Regions from separate parts of the Homo sapiens genome. Here region 1 is linked to region 2. A link is a loop called in an ENCODE intact Hi-C map of the cell type or tissue named here. Cell type or tissue: psoas muscle. All regions are shown on one strand.

Region 1 (8,000 bases), 180 kb before region 2:
CCTTTGTTACTTATCAAATGATGACGATCCTGTGGCATTTCAGATAAACCATTTCCTTTAAAGCTGCAAAGTCGTCTCTTGGCTGTTTTTCTCTTTAGAAAATACCAGAGCAGAGTGTTCTTCTTCTGCATGCCTGCGCCCACAATCCCACGGGAGTGGACCCGCGTCCGGAACAGTGGAAGGAAATAGCAACAGTGGTGAAGGTGAGGACGATGAACTCACTGGCGACAGTTCTGTGTTTAGTAACCAGCTTTGGAGGCTTAATTTGGCAATGTCTCAACAGAGAGTCTTAACCTCGAACCTGCGTGAAATGTCCACACAGGTGGATAAGCTGCCAGAAAAGGGCTCCCCATTTGCGTGATTAGCAGTTCTGGGATTGATGACGCATGAGTATTTGAAAGTAATTTTTTTTGGCTGGGCGCGGTGGCTCACGCCTGTAATCCCAGCACTTTGGGAGGTCGAGGCAGGTGGATCACCTGAGGTCAGTTCGAGACCAGCCTGGCCAACATGGTGAAACCCCGTCTCTACTAAAACTACAAAATTAGCTGGGCGTAGTGGCCCATGCCTGTAATCCTAGCTACTTGGGAGGCTGAGGCAGGAGAATCACTTGAACCCAGGAGGTGGAGATTGTGGTGAGCCGAGATTGTGCCACTGCACTCCAGCCTGGGCAACAAGAGCAAAACTCTGTCTCTAAAAAAGAAAAAAAGAAAATAATTTTTTTCCTCATCCTGGATGTAGGGAACTCTGATAAAACCTGTCCACTGGCCCCAGGATGTCTGCTGTTGATGCCTATATTCGCCCTGGTCAGTGGTTGCTTATTGATCTTTTTAAACACTTTTTCATGTCCTCTCCTTTGCAGCATTGCCATGATCACTCTCAAAGTGTAGCCAGCTGTCAGAGAAGACACTAGTCAAAATTCCTAGGGAGGAAAATGTTATTCCTGTTGTCTCATGTCCCTGTTTTCCCTTTTCACTCCTTTTCATTTCCCTTTCTTTTCTCTCTCTCTCTTTTTTTTTCTTTTGAGACAGAGTCTCACTCTGTCGCCTTAAGCCAGAACGCAGTGGCACAGTCACAGCTCACAGCAGCCTCTACCTCCAGGGCTCAAACAATCCTCCTACCTCAGCCCCTGAGTAGCTGGGACTACAGACATGTGTGCCACACCTGCCTGGCTAATTCTTCCTATTTTTCACAGAGACAGCATCTCACTTTGTTGCCCAGGCTGATCTCAAACTCCTGGGCTCAAGTGATCCTCCCACCTTGGCCTCCCAAAGTGCTGGGATTATAGACATGGGCCACCATGCCTGGCCAGTTTCCCTTTCTTTAACTTCTGTCAAATCTAAGCTGCAAACAGAATGAGACAGAAACAGCATTTGGAGAGCACTTTCAAGATAAAATGGTTCTAATGATGTTGTCTCGTGAGTCCTGGGTATAAGTTGAGTCTTCCAGGATTACGTTAGCCCCAGAAAAGGCTTATTGTGCTTATTGGGACCATGCCCACCTCACATAAACATCTTTCAGACTTTTATAAACATCTGGGGCCTCTTCAGAAAGACTGCTAAAGCTTCGATCTTTCGTTCCTTCTCAGAAAAGGAATCTCTTTGCGTTCTTTGACATGGCCTACCAAGGCTTTGCCAGTGGTGATGGTGATAAGGATGCCTGGGCTGTGCGCCACTTCATCGAACAGGGCATTAATGTTTGCCTCTGCCAATCATATGCCAAGAACATGGGCTTATATGGTAAGCTACAGCATCCAGCATGACACATGCTCTCATGCTGGGAGAGAATGCCACGAGGGCATAGAGCTTGTGGGTGTGTGTGTGTGTGTGTGTGTGTGTGTGTCCATCCATGTCCATGTCCCTCCCTACCCTAAGATGAAAGACCAGTATCGTAGATTTTACTGATTTTCTTAGCCATATATTCTTCGGTGTCCTTAAGTTTTTCCAGCAAAGGAAACTGATTACTGCTTCTCTAAACAAAAAGTAACAAATCCGTGAGCCAAGAAGATAGATACAATAAAAAATACCTTTGAATACTCTGAGTACTCAAAACTTCCTTGTGCCTCAGTTCACCACTCTGGTTGTTGAAAGCTTTTTATTTATAATAAAGTTATTTTGGGGTCCTTTGGATGGAAACAGATAATACGTAGCAAATACACTCATGATTTGCTTTAGCACATTAGATAGTAGAAGTAGAAGACGAGATCCATTTTTGTCTTTCAGGTGAGCGTGTAGGAGCCTTCACTATGGTCTGCAAAGATGCGGATGAAGCCAAAAGGGTAGAGTCACAGTTGAAGATCTTGATCCGTCCCATGTATTCCAACCCTCCCCTCAATGGGGCCCGGATTGCTGCTGCCATTCTGAACACCCCAGATTTGCGAAAACAATGGTAAAGGTTTATGCCACTCCCCAGCCACCTACCTGTTCCCACCACTGCTCCTTCAAAGTTAGTTTTTAATTGACCTCTAGTGATATACAGTACCCCATAGATTCCATATGTGGAAGGCAGGGAAGGAAGCAAAAAATGTGCATTCCTTTTTTAAAAAATTAAGGCCGGGCACAGTGGCTCACGCCTGTAATCGCAGCACTTTGGGAGGCCGAGGCAGGTGGATCACCTGAGGTCGGGAGTTCGAGACCAGCCTGACCAACATGGAGAAACCCCGTCTCTACTGAAAATACAAAATTAGCCGGATGTGGTGGTGCATGCCTGTAATCCCAGCTACTCGGGAGGATGAGGCAGGAGAATTACTTGAACCTGGGAGGCGAAGGCTGCAGTGAGCCGAGATTGCGCCATTGCACTCCAGCCTGGGCAACAAGAGCAAAACTCCGTCTCAATCTATATATATAGATAGATAGATAGATTGGTTGAGACAGGGTCTTGCTCTGTCACCCAGTCTGGAGTGCAGTGTTGCAATCCTAACTCACTGTAACTTTGTACTCCTGGCCTCAAGCAGTCCTCCAGCCTCAGCCTCCCGAGTATTTGTTAGCACTTTGAACCAAGTTAATTGATATTTCTCTGTAAGAGGCAGTCATAATTTTTAAATGGTAGTTCCTTTTATTCCGTCATCTCCGTGTTAAGTAGAACCTGCTTTCCCCTAAAATCAGTTTCAAATTAAGTACCTTACATAGGAAAACTTCCTTAAAAACATCATATTTTTGTTTGTGTCCTAATAATTGCTAGCATTGAATCCGTATTTTTGCATATGTTTGTATTTTATTGTAGAGACAGGGTCTTGCTGTCTTGCCCAGGCTGGTCTCCTCAAACTCCTGGGCTCAAATGATCCTCCCACCACAGACTCCCTAAGTGCTGGGATTGCAGGTGTGAGCCACTGCACTCAGCTTGTTTTTTATTATCTGTACTATCTGACTCTCAACATCTGTTCTCTGAATTAGTGTTACTAAATTTTTTTGACCACAATCCACATAAGAAATATATTTAAGTCTGGGCACAGTGGCTCACACCTGTAATCCCAACACTTTGGGAGGCTGAGGTGGAAAGATCGTTTGAGACAAGCCTGGGCAACATACTGAAACCCCATCTATAAAATTTTAAAAATATATATTTTACATCATGACCTTGAACATATTATATACTTATATGTGTATATAACTGAAACTGTCTTCCAGACTCAATACTAAAGGCTTCATGTGCTTTACTCGAGTTTTTTGTTTTGTTTTGTTTTTTGTTTTTTTTTAAACAGTCTTGCTGTGTCACCCAGGCTAGAGTGCAGTGGCACAATCACTGCAACCTCCACCTCCTAGGCTCTAGCAATTCTCGTGCCTCAGCCTCCCGAGTAGCTGGGATCACAGGTGTGCACAACGAGACCCAGCTAATTTTTTTTTTTTTTTTTGAGACGGAGTCTCGCTCTGTCGCCCAGGCTGGAGTGCAGTGGCGGGATCTCGGCTCACTGCAAGCTCCGCCTCCCGGGTTCACGCCATTCTCCTGCCTCAGCCTCCCAAGTACCTGGGACTACAGGCGCCCGCCACTACGCCCGGCTAATTTTTTGTATTTTTAGTAGAGACGGGGTTTCGCCATGTTGGCCAGGCTGTTCTCAAACTCCTGGCATCAAGTGAACCACCTGCCTCGGCCTCCCAAAGTGCTAGGATTACAGGCGTGAGCCACCAAGCCCAGCCTCCACTCCAATATTTTCTAAATGCCAACTGCATCTTACTAAGTTGAATTTAACATACTAAGCCAGGTAAGGTGGCTCACACCTATAATCCCAGCATGCATTTTGGGAGGCCAAGGCAGGTGGATCCCTTGAACCCAGGAGTTGGAGACCAGCCTGGGCAACATAGCAAGACTGTGTCTCTATTAAAATAAAAGAAAATAAAAAAATAAAAAATAAAAAAATTAACCTACCAATGGGTCATGACACATAATTTAGAAAACACTGCTGTAGAAAGGGGTTGGCAAACTGTTCTGAGAGTCAATCCAGTTTGCCCCCTATTCTTGTAAATAAAGTTTTATTGGAACACAGCTGTACCCATTTGTTTATGAATTTTGTATAGCTACTTCTTTGCTGCCATGGCCGAGTGAGCAGTTGTAGAAGGCAGAGACCATATGGCCTATAAAGCCTAAAATAATTACTGTTTGGCCATTTACAGAAAGAATGCCAACCCCTACTCTATGAGTTCATAAAACCATGATGCCTGTGGAAGGTGTGATTTGTTATATGAGTTTATCGTATATTTGTTATATGAGCTGCTTAGTTGAGAGGTCACATCTCTGAGCAGCTCTTGGGTAGAAAAGCTAAATCTGCTATCTCTAAGAAACTTGATATGTACCTCCCCTAGTCATCATGTGACAACTATTTTTTCTGTCTCTCTGTCCCATGAAGATTAAAGTAAATACTAAGAGTCTGGTTCAGGATAGTTTTTTTTGTTTTTTGTTTTGTTTTGTTTTGTTTTTTCCTTTTGATTTTTTATAAAGACAAGGTCTCACTGTGTTGTCCAGGCCAGTCTCAAACTCCTGGGCTCAAGTCATCCTCCCACCTCAGCCTTCCAAAGTGCTGGGATTACAGCTGTGAGCCACCGCACCCAGCTCAGGGTAGTTCTTTATGGTATAATAGGTTCATGCTAGACCTACCAAAAATTTGAGTACTTTTTAAGTTATATTTTTTTGCAGCATGATATTAACATGTAAGTATATTTCAGAAAGTTTGTGAAAGGGAAAAAATTAACCATAACTCTAGCTATTCTAACTCAGCTTTTTTTTTCCCTTACCCATTGTTTGTTTGTTTTTTCTTTATTTGTTTTTTGTTTGTGTGTGTGGTTTTTTTGTTTTTTGTGTTTTTGTTTTTGAGACAGAGTTTTGCTCTTGTTGCCCAGGCTGGAGTGCAATGGCACAATCTTGGCTCACTGCAACCTCTGCTTCCTGGGTTCAAGTGATTCTTCTGCTTCAGCCTCCCAAGTAGCTGGGATTACAGGCATGTGCTACCACGCCCAGCTAATTTTGTATTTTTAGTAGAGACGGGGTTTCTCCATGTTGGTCAGGCTGGTCTCGAACTCCCGACCTTAGCACTTCGGCCTCCCAAAGTACTGGGATTACAGGCGTGAACCACTGCGCCCAGCCACCCATTGTTATCTGTAGTTGTGACATACTGTTATATATGTATGTGCAGGACTGGTTTTGGTTTTGTCACTTAGAATTATACTAAGCTTTTTTACTTAATATTTTCAATGTTTTTAAAAATATTTTCATATTCTCTGGTTATGAAGATTTTTTTTAATGCATGCATTTCAATACACAATTTGAGAGTCTGTAGTAGACAAAGATGCCAGACTGTGTTAATGACTACCCTCAGGGTGGTTATAATCTGATGAGAAAGATACACACATGACTTTCTTGTTCTTGTTGTTGTTGTTGTTGTTGTTGTTCTTGTTGTTGTTTTGAGAGAATCTTGCTCTGTGGCCCAGGCCGGAGTGCAGTGGCACAATCTCAGCTCACTGCAACCTCCGCCTCCTGGGTTCAAGCGATTCTCCTGCCTCAGGCTCCCCTGAGCTGGGATCACAGGCACCCACCACCATGACTGGCTAATTTCTGTATTTTTAGTAGAGACTGGGTTTCACCACATTGGCCAGGCTGGTCTCAAACTCCTGACCTCAATGGATCCATCCACCTCAGCCTCCCAAAGTGCTAGGATTATAGACGTGAGCCACCGCGCCTGGCCACACATGATATTTAATATAAGACAGAATGGAATAAATGATGACTAAAGGGAGAGCTGTTGATTCTAGTGGGGAGTTAGAGAAGATGTAATGAGGACTGCGGCATGTGAGCTGTGCATTAAAGAGGGGAAAGGGCTTTTTTTTTTGCAAAGGAAATGAAACGGACAAGGAAACTGGGGAGAGATCTGAGTGAGGGCATAGGCGTGGGACGTGCATTATGCAGAACTTGTGTAGAAAGCCCCAAGTTGTTTTCGTGATGAAAACACGAATGTGAGGAGGACTGTGGGAGACAGCCAAGCTGAGAAGGTGGAGCAGATCGTGAAGCACCCTGGTTGATACTGTAAGAAGTCAACACTTGATTCTCCAGGCAACAAGGAGGATGGAGGGGTTTGGCTAAGATGGCTCCACATCTAGCCCTGTTCATGCACTCAATATCTTTGGGATCCAGGCCTCAAAGTGAATGAAGCTGGACGATGGAAACTGTAGGAAATTTAAAATCAGATGCCATAACTGGAGGGGCCAGGGGCTCCTCAGCTCCAGCCAGTAATTATTTTGCTAATACAGTGCTATCGTTTCTCATTTTTCAAGAGAAACTACAGGTTTCAGCTTTTAGGCACAAGTGCCCAATTTAAAAACGTTTCACTGGGTGAAGTAAAACATTACTAGGTCCCATATTTGGTCTTTAATTGGCAGTTTGTGATCTCTCTTCTAACCGTGCATAACATCATTATACAGAGATGGTTTAGGAAAGTGAACACCTAAGAACAGGGAGATAAACTGTAAATGGGAATGTCATTGGTGAGAGCCAAGAATGTCCCAGAGCCATGGGAATGGAGTGGAAAGGGTAGATTCTGAGGAAGGGGAAGGTTGTATTCAGAATCAGGTGATCCCCGTGCACAGTCAGAGGACTACCTTCTCCAGTCCCTCAGACAGAATTTACTCTCCTTGGGGCTTTTAGCATAGCAGTGTCCTATGTGTTTTACATTTTGTGGCCGTATTCCATACTTGGTTTACAGGTTTGGTTACAAGCACCCCTTGCAAGCTTTTGAAGGCAAGGACTATGTCTCAGTCCTCACCACCTAAAATAGCTTGGCTCATTGTAGATTCATAGTACATTGTCTCAATTGTGAAGATGGGAATGTATATTTCATCCATGTCAAAAATAAGGTCATTTTTTTTTTTTGTTTAACCCACAGCTTTTACCTTAATCTTAGTAGGTTTTAGAGTGATTCATTCACTTTTCTTTTTTTTTTTTTTTTTTTTTGAGACAGAGTCTTGCTCTCTCACCCAGGCTGGAGTGCAGTGGCGCCATCTCCGCTCACTGCAAGCTCTGCCTTCTGGGTTCACACCATTCTTCTGCCTCAGCCTCCCCAGCAGCTGAGACTACAGGCACCCGCTGCCACGCCCGGCTAATTTTTTTGTATTTTTATTAGAGACGGGGTTTCACCGTGTTAGCCAGGATGGTCTCGATCTCCTGACCTCGTGATCCGCCCGGCTAATTTTTTTGTATTTTTAGTAGAGACGGGGTTTCACCGTGTTAGCCAGGATGGTCTCGATCTCCTGACCTCGTGATCCGCCCGCCTGGGCCTCCCAAAGTGCTGGGATTACAGGCGTGAGCCACCGTGCCCCGCCCACTTTTCTTAATACAGATGCAATTATGATGGGGTTACATCCCAATAAGCCTGTCATAAGTCAGAAATGCATTTAAGGCCAGGCTTATGTCTGTAATCCTAGCATTTTGGGAGGCCAAGGTGGGAGAATCACTTGAGCCCAGGAGTTCCAGACCAGCCTGGGCAAAATGGGGAGACCCTGTCTCTACAAAAAAAAAAAAAA
Region 2 (8,000 bases):
ACTAGATGCCACAAGTGGTGCTGATGCTGACCTTCTGCTGCGCTACAGGGAATGCCACCTCTTGGTCCTAAAAGCTCTGCAGGATGGCCGGGCATATGGGTCTCCATGGTGCAACAAACAGATCACAAGGTCAGTAGCCATCTTCGAAAAGTAGTGAGTATTGGACTGCGACTGCCTTTTGACATAGATAGTACTGTTTATGTCCAGGGGTTTCCCTTTTTTCTAGTAGGTAGGTCGGACACTTAGACTTCCTACTTCTGAGAGGTGAGAATTGTTAAGTAGTTGTTTTCCATCTGGTCTCTACCTTCTCCCCATGTTGGATATAGAAAACCAGTACCTTGTTTTGGGGAATAAATTGTAGGTCATTGTTTTAAAAGGTTACAGTGATTTCTCAGAAGTGGTATTCGTGTATAAGTATTTTAATGTCTTAAATGGAATACTCTGTATCCTAGGATTTGAAAGGAAAGCTTGGGCTATCTGTTCTATTTCATTACTGGCTGTTTTTAAATTTGGACACTGATTTGGAGTTGAATCTCAAGGCATTCTTAGTTTGGAGCAAATTTCCATTGAGTAAAATGGGCCCTTTTACAGTATGGTTAAGCCTATATGAGTAAAGATATTGAACTTTTTCTAGGTGCCTAATTGAATGTCGAGATGAATATAAATATAATGTGGAGGCTGTGGAGCTGCTAATTCGCAATCATTTGGTTAATATGCAGCAGTATGATCTTCACCTAGCGCAGGTATGGAAGGAATTTACTTGCACGGACAAAAGGACTCAGGGAAGTACGTTTGCTCTTAAGTGTTTTCCCTCTCACATTATGTTTTCTGTGTTGCCAGTCAATGGAGAATGGCTTAAACTACATGGCTGTGGCATTTGCTATGCAGTTAGTAAAAATCCTGCTGGTGGATGAAAGGAGTGTTGCTCATGTTACTGAGGCAGATCTGTTCCACACCATTGAAACCCTCATGAGGATTAATGCTCATTCCAGAGGCAATGCTCCAGAAGGGTGAGGATGAAATGCTTTGAGATCCCTGTGCATTTAGTAGTCTTCTAATATCTTTAGGAATGAATATGCAGACTTACTAACATTACTTGTTATAACTGCTTTACCAACCACATATGGGTGGGTAGCTTTGGTAAGGGCTAATATTGTCACTTGAAGTATGAAAGCCTAATTGACTGCCAAGTCTTCTTGGCACAGAGCAGTACATACGGTACCAGACTTAGTGTCAGAGTCCTATGTTTAAGCCCTGGTCATGCCACTTAAAAGCTTTCTGATTTTAGGCAAATTGACTTATCCTCCTTAAACCTATTCTTTATAGAAAATGGAAATAATTTCTCAAAGAACTATTGGAAATCAAGAGAAGTAACGTAAAGAAAGCATGGTACATAGTAGGCAAACAGTGAATATTTGTCGACTCTGAACATCAGTTTCATTTAAATGAACACGTTTTTTGGGCAAGAAGTAGCTTAACTGAGGGCAGTTGTTTGTGTGTTGTATGCTCATGAGCAAGCGGATAAGAGACTAAGTATAGTTTTGTTTCAGTGTGGAAGTGGTAAAGCGAAGTGGTAAACCACTCTGGTGGTTGCTGTTAAATAAGCAAACTATACATGCGTATGTCTGTAAAATCACAACTACGAGGAGACTGATTTTCACCCTTTATTTATTGTGCTAGATTGCCCCAGCTGATGGAAGTAGTGCGATCCAACTATGAAGCAATGATTGATCGTGCTCATGGAGGCCCAAACTTTATGATGCATTCTGGGATCTCTCAAGCCTCAGAGTATGATGACCCTCCAGGCCTGAGGGAGAAGGCAGAGTATCTTCTGAGGGAATGGGTGAATCTCTACCATTCAGCAGCAGCTGGCCGCGACAGTACCAAAGCTTTCTCTGCATTTGTTGGACAGGTAGAGCTTTTGGAAAGAAAGGTGCTTTTTATTCAACATAAGTAGGGTGTGATGCCTCCAATATTAAAGCTCAGTATTGCGTACATGTGGTCAGACAGTTACCTCCATACTCATGCAAACCCAAACTGTCATCATTATATGGTTAAATTACAGCCTGTTTTCTCATGGTTGATCACTAAGCAGTAAAGGCAACATTCCCTCCCACCGTTGGTTCTGTATATTCCATTTCAGTTGTCACAGCTACAAAGTACAATGGGTCAGATAATGAATAATAAAACTACCAAATGTATTTTTACTAGCACTGATGGGACTGTGGGCTAATAAATATGTAAAATTCTCACAGTAGCCCACATTAAAAAAAAATGACAAAACAAAAATGCTTATTTAAATGGTAGAGTGTTTTATTGTATTTTCTAATTTAAATATCTACCTAAACGTAGTGACATGTTCCTTTGGAAAATACTTCCCAGTATTTTCATTAGATTTGATGCAAGTTGGACTTTGACTTAAAAGGGTTAGGAACAAAGCACCTAACTGAAAATCAAGTTTGGCAGGAATGTTTGTGAATAGGATGAACAGGAAAAATGTCGGAACCGAGCCATAGTACCATTTAGCATTCGTTTTTTATTATCACTGGTTGCTTTCAGCGACTGTGAGGGAATCAGACACAATAAGTCCATGTGTCCTAATTTATAATATAACTTGGCAAGAGTGGTACTTTTCCTGAATTGACCTTGGAATTTCCTTTATTAGAACTGTTGTAATTTTTTTTCAGGGTGAGTTGTCTGCTTATTTCTGCAGATTGACCATTATATTTCTTCAAACTGAACCCAAAACTTTTAGGTATATTGCTAAAGAAAGATTACAAATTAGGTCTCTTTTCAAATTAATGACAATTGAATGTGGAAGAACTGACTTCAATTCTAGAAGTTATTTGAAACTAGGTTTACTTTTCAGCCAGGTGCTGTGGCTCACGCCTGTAATCCCAGCACTTTGGGAGGCCGAGGCAGGCGGATCACGAGGTCAGGATATCGAGACCATCCTGGCTAACACAGTGAAACCCTGTCTCTACTAAAAATACAAAAAAATTAGCCGGGTGTGGTGGCGGGTGCCTGTAGTCCCAGCTACTCGGGAGGCTGAGGCAGAAGAATGGCGTGAACCCAGGAGATGAAGCTTACAGTGAGCCGAGATTGCACCACTGCACTCCAGCCTGGGCGACAGAGCGAGGCTCCGTCTCAAAAAAAATTAAAAAAAAAAAAGAAATTAGGTTTACTTTTCAAAATGAATGTTACTCAGTAAATCATACCGAGTATATTTCTCCCCTAAAAGAATCCAGGGAATTACAAAGCATACCCTACTGAAAAGCTATTACTGCATGTTTTATAGTCTGATTTATAATTTGAATGGAAGAAATTGGAATCCATTGGTCTTTCTGATCATTGCTATTTCGTGGGTATGGATGTGGCACCTGTCTCAGCCCTTCCTGCTGGCTTATTTGCTCTCATTTCATCTTTCTCTTGAAAAAGATAGTGTATTATACTTTTCTGTGCTGTTTTGTATCCTTTTGAAAATTCTTTCCTTCTTGCGCTCCTCCTTGACCATAGTACTCAGTCCTAATATTCCTCACTCTCTGTTAGTTTTACAGATACCAGTGTAGACAAAAAGTCCCTTTGCCATGCTGGCATTCTGTCCCAGCAGGGTACAGTATTATCGTAGTCCAACCAGTTCAGTTGTCTTTACTGCTTATCAGGAACAGTTAAGTTGTTTCAAAAATTTCAAGATAACCTTGAAGTTTTTTTTTTCGGAACTTGGTTTCTGTGTTTAGTAAGTAGTGAACTGTTCTTCCTCTGTAGCCTTAATGCATATTTTACTGTTGTCTTTTTTTGTTTGTTTGTTTAAAGGGTTGAGGGGAACTAGCCAAATAACATTCCCACTGTGCTTCACTTCTAGTTCATATGTCATATAGTTTCTAATTTTTCCTTTCTTTTAAATAAACTTGTGTTTCCCACATTATTTTAACTTAATGTAACATTTTATTACATTAAAATACCTAGATCAGATTTGTATTTCCATTTGGTACTTACCTGTTGTACAAATTATTGATTTTTCTGGGGGTAGCTTGTTGGAGTTTTAAAATCTTTGTTATTGGTTAATTCAGTTTGAGGAAATTATCTTCAAATCCTTCAGAAGTAAATTACCTTAAATTCTGTGAGAAAGTAAAATATGTGCAATTTAGTCTTCTCCTTGGAGTCCACAATGTCTTAACATGACTTACAGTTAACGAACAGTTTGTTTTATTTGCATGGTTAATTTTTCACATTATTTGGTGGGGACCTACTGTTCAAAATTGCCATGATAATCTGTCTGTCAGTTTCCATCTTCCCTGTTCTACATTAAACTTAAAACTGGAGGAATTCTGTCATGGCACCTTAATGGGAAAATAATTCTGATAATACATTTATTACAATGTAAGAATTAGAAATATGACAGTAGGAACAAATGAGAATATCTCTTAAGCCTGAAAATTAAAGGTATATGAAGTTTATTTGTGTGTGTTACCTCATTGTGTCTTTATTTTTTGTTCCTGTTGTAGATGCACCAGCAAGGAATACTGAAGACCGATGATCTCATAACAAGGTTCTTTCGTCTGTGTACTGAAATGTGTGTTGAAATCAGTTACCGTGCTCAGGCTGAGCAGCAGCACAATCCTGCTGCCAATCCCACCATGATCCGAGCCAAGTGCTATCACAACCTGGATGCCTTTGTTCGACTCATTGCACTGCTCGTGAAACACTCAGGGGAGGCCACCAACACTGTCACAAAGATTAATCTGCTGAACAAGGTCTGAAATCCTTTCTTGCCTTAGTCTTGGTCTACATCAGTGGGGTGTTTTATTTATTTATTTATTATTATTATTTTTTATATTGTTTCTTTGAGAGAGTCTCACTCTGTCACCCAGGCTGGAGTGCCTCCGAAGTAGCTGGGAATACAGGCATGAGCCACGATTCCTGGAGCTTTTCTATTTTTAGTAGAGTCTTACCATGTTGCCCAAGCTGGTCTCAAACTTCTGGCCTCGAGTGATCCACCTGCCTTGGCTTCCCGTAGTGCTGGGATTACAGGCATGAACCACCATGCCTGGCCACATCAGTGGTTTCTTTTTATTTGAGATGGAGTCTCGCTCTGTCGCCCAGACTGGAGTGCAGTGGTGCAATCTCGGCTTACTGCAAACTCCGCCTCCTAGGTTCACACCGTTCTCCTACCTCAGCCTCGTGAGTAGCTGGGACTACAGGCACTTGCCAACATGCCCGGCTAATTTTTCTTGTATTTTTTGTTTTGTTTGTTTTCTGTTGTTTTGAGACGGAGTCTCACTCTGTCACCCAGGCTGGAGTGCAGTGGCGGGATCTCAGCTCCTGCAAGCTCCGCCTCCCAGATTCACGCCATTCTCCTGCCTCAGCCTCCCGAGTAGCTGGGACTACAGGCACCCGCCACCGCGCCCGGCTAATTTTTTATATTTTTAGTAGAGACAGGGTTTCACCATGTTAGCCAGGATGGTCTCGCTCTCCCAACCTTGTGATCCGCCTGCCTCAGCCTCCCAAAGTGCTGGGATTATAGGCGTGAGCCACAGCGCCCGGCCACGTCAGTGGTTCTTAACCCTATTGGGTCCCTCAAGTGACCCGCCTGCCTCGACTTCCCAAAGTGCTGGGATTACAGGCATGAGCCACCATGCCTGGCCACATAAGTGGTTCTTAACCCTATTGAGGCCAACCCTTCCCCCAAACATTTTGTTAATGTCTCTTTTCTGTCCTGAAATTAAATTTGTAAATAATATGTAAACATACCCGCTCTGTCTTAGAATATAGTGCCTTAACCGAAATACAAAAAGAGATCATAATGTATTTCAGTATGTTAATGCTTGGTAGTATGAATTTGCCCCATATACAGAATCACTGTGAGTGGGTGGCTAGACGTGCCTCCTGCTGATAGATTGGCAACTCAAGTACATGAGTGATATTAGTCATTGGCTTGATTTACACAGTGGAGTTCCTGGAAATTTGAATATTAAAACAATGCAAAAATACTTGTAAAAATGGACTGTGATTTTGGATTTGGGAAATTAGAGATGTGTTCTTCAAGCCCCTCACTGTTCAGTGGGCAAGTCAAGTGGAATGGGATCTCTGCAGCCTAACAGCTTTCCTGGCCCCTGCCTACTAAATGCCAAGATAGGAGTAAATCATTCCCACATGTCAACTTCATGTCAGACCAGACAAATTAGATTGTTATATTGTGTTAACATGGTGAAATGTGAGGGGCCTTGCTGATTTCTAGAGCTGAAGAAGAACCATTGGGCATTTGTGGAGAATATTCAGGTGTGGTCCAAGGATGTTGAAATGCAAAGAAACACACAAAACACTGAAGGCGGAGTCAGACCAATTTATGACCCTATCGGCTGCCAGCATGTAATTTTGTATTCAAATTGTATATATGCTTTCCTTTAATGTTGGGTTTAAGAATGCAAAGTTTAAAAAGCATGACATCGAAGTGGTGAGTGGATTATCTGAATGATTTACAAGCTCTGATTTGTGTTTTACGTAGGTCCTTGGTATAGTAGTGGGAGTTCTCCTTCAGGATCATGATGTTCGTCAGAGTGAATTTCAGCAACTTCCCTACCATCGAATTTTTATCATGCTTCTCTTGGAACTCAATGCACCTGAGCATGTGTTGGAAACCATTAATTTCCAGACACTTACAGCTTTCTGGTGAGTATTGTGTTTGCGATTTTGTGTTAAGGTTTGCTGGATTAATGTAGTAAAATTTTGGGAGTAGAACTCTTGAGCATTTTGAGCCTACATTCATGTGCTGTTCACTGTATTTAAGTTGGACTGTGCTTCTGACTAAGGTTTTTCTTCTTTCAGCAATACATTCCACATCTTGAGGCCTACCAAAGCTCCTGGCTTTGTATATGCCTGGCTTGAACTGATTTCCCATCGGATATTTATTGCAAGAATGCTGGCACATACGCCACAGCAGAAGGTGTGGCTGCAGTTTATCTCCTGTAGATGAAGACTATAACTACCTGGGCTTATTTATTAGCATTGCCTATAGATTTCTATTAGTCATTTAGTAGTAATTGTACTTCTTCCAAACTTAGTTGGGAATGCTATTTAGTGTTCACTCAAGTCAATTACTTGACTGCCTCTGCCTGAAAGCCATTCCTCAGTGATTAGGTGTTGCTGCTTCAACTCAGTTGTGGGCCACCTGTGTCAGTCTCTCAAGTTTTTTTTTATTGTTTTTTCCTTTCTTTCTTTTAAAATGTTTTGCTTCTTTATATACAGGAATGATTTATTTTACATATTTGTCAGTTAAGGGTTTTTTTGGGGGTAGGGGTGTTGTTTTTAAAGTTGAAATCCATGTGTGCCCTCATAAATATCTGAATAAATCTCTGGGTAACAGGGCTCTGGAGCTTGTTGGTTTTACAGACTCTCACTTTAAATGCGGAAGGCTCTCAAACTAAGGTTGAGGACTACTGGCTATGTTATTTTGAAGGATTATGATCAAGTTCTATTTAAGAGTTCATTATCTAATTGGTAATACAACACAGTTAACATGATAAGTTTTTTTCCTCCCATCTTGGAATTAAATTGGCAAATGAGTACTGCAGAAAGTACCATTCTTTGGCCCCTCAGATCAGAAGAAATGTGACTGCTATGTAATGGAGTGAACTTGACAAAGAAGGTGAAATAGCTCTTAAATGAAGTTTTGTTTGGTGGAGAAGGGCATTCTAGGAGGAAGGAACACAACATATTAAATGCAATTATCCAAGAATTAATTGAACATAATTGGTATAGTTGGGGGAGGGTGAGCAGGCTGACATTGGCTGAAAATAGAGAATTCATGTCGTGGACTGAACAAGGTTATTTGCGAAGAGTTGAGCTGGAAGAGAGAAAGGAAATGGCTGAGACTTAATAAGGAATTAAGAAAACACATTTCTAGTTGTCAGTTTCTGCAGTTGACTGTTTTGTGTTCTCTCGGAAGTTTACTCCTCTCCCTTTTTAAATTTTGCTACAGGTACACAGGGACCATTATGTCT

What was found. Hi-C counts contacts between places; a loop is a spot of excess contacts. Peaks named below come from ENCODE experiments on the same cell type or tissue, not always from the same donor. Only the 100,000 strongest peaks of a DNase experiment are listed, where the experiment ranks them.
Region 1: a loop joins it to region 2, with 2.0 times the contacts of the local background. A loop is called at or near these places in 1 of 110 quality-filtered maps.

Annotation. Positions count from the first base shown.
Region 1 is chr16:58,710,399-58,718,398 of GRCh38, reverse strand. GOT2 (glutamic-oxaloacetic transaminase 2) reads left to right here. Exons shown (of 10, transcript NM_002080.4): 6 at 99-203; 7 at 1,586-1,736; 8 at 2,220-2,385. Among named protein-coding and RNA genes, the nearest start is that of GOT2, 20 kb to the left of the region's middle. RefSeq lists an enhancer at 1-344. In psoas muscle, no CTCF peak of the experiment used is centred here; no DNase peak of the experiment used is centred here.
Region 2 is chr16:58,530,901-58,538,900 of GRCh38, reverse strand. It overlaps CNOT1 (CCR4-NOT transcription complex subunit 1), which reads left to right. Exons shown (of 49, transcript NM_016284.5): 36 at 1-129; 37 at 635-743; 38 at 841-1,010; 39 at 1,681-1,912; 40 at 4,506-4,754; 41 at 6,506-6,669; 42 at 6,826-6,943. Among named protein-coding and RNA genes, the nearest start is that of SNORA46, 14 kb to the left of the region's middle. In psoas muscle, no CTCF peak of the experiment used is centred here; a DNase peak (open chromatin) is centred at 4,650; H3K27ac peaks cover 2,257 bases.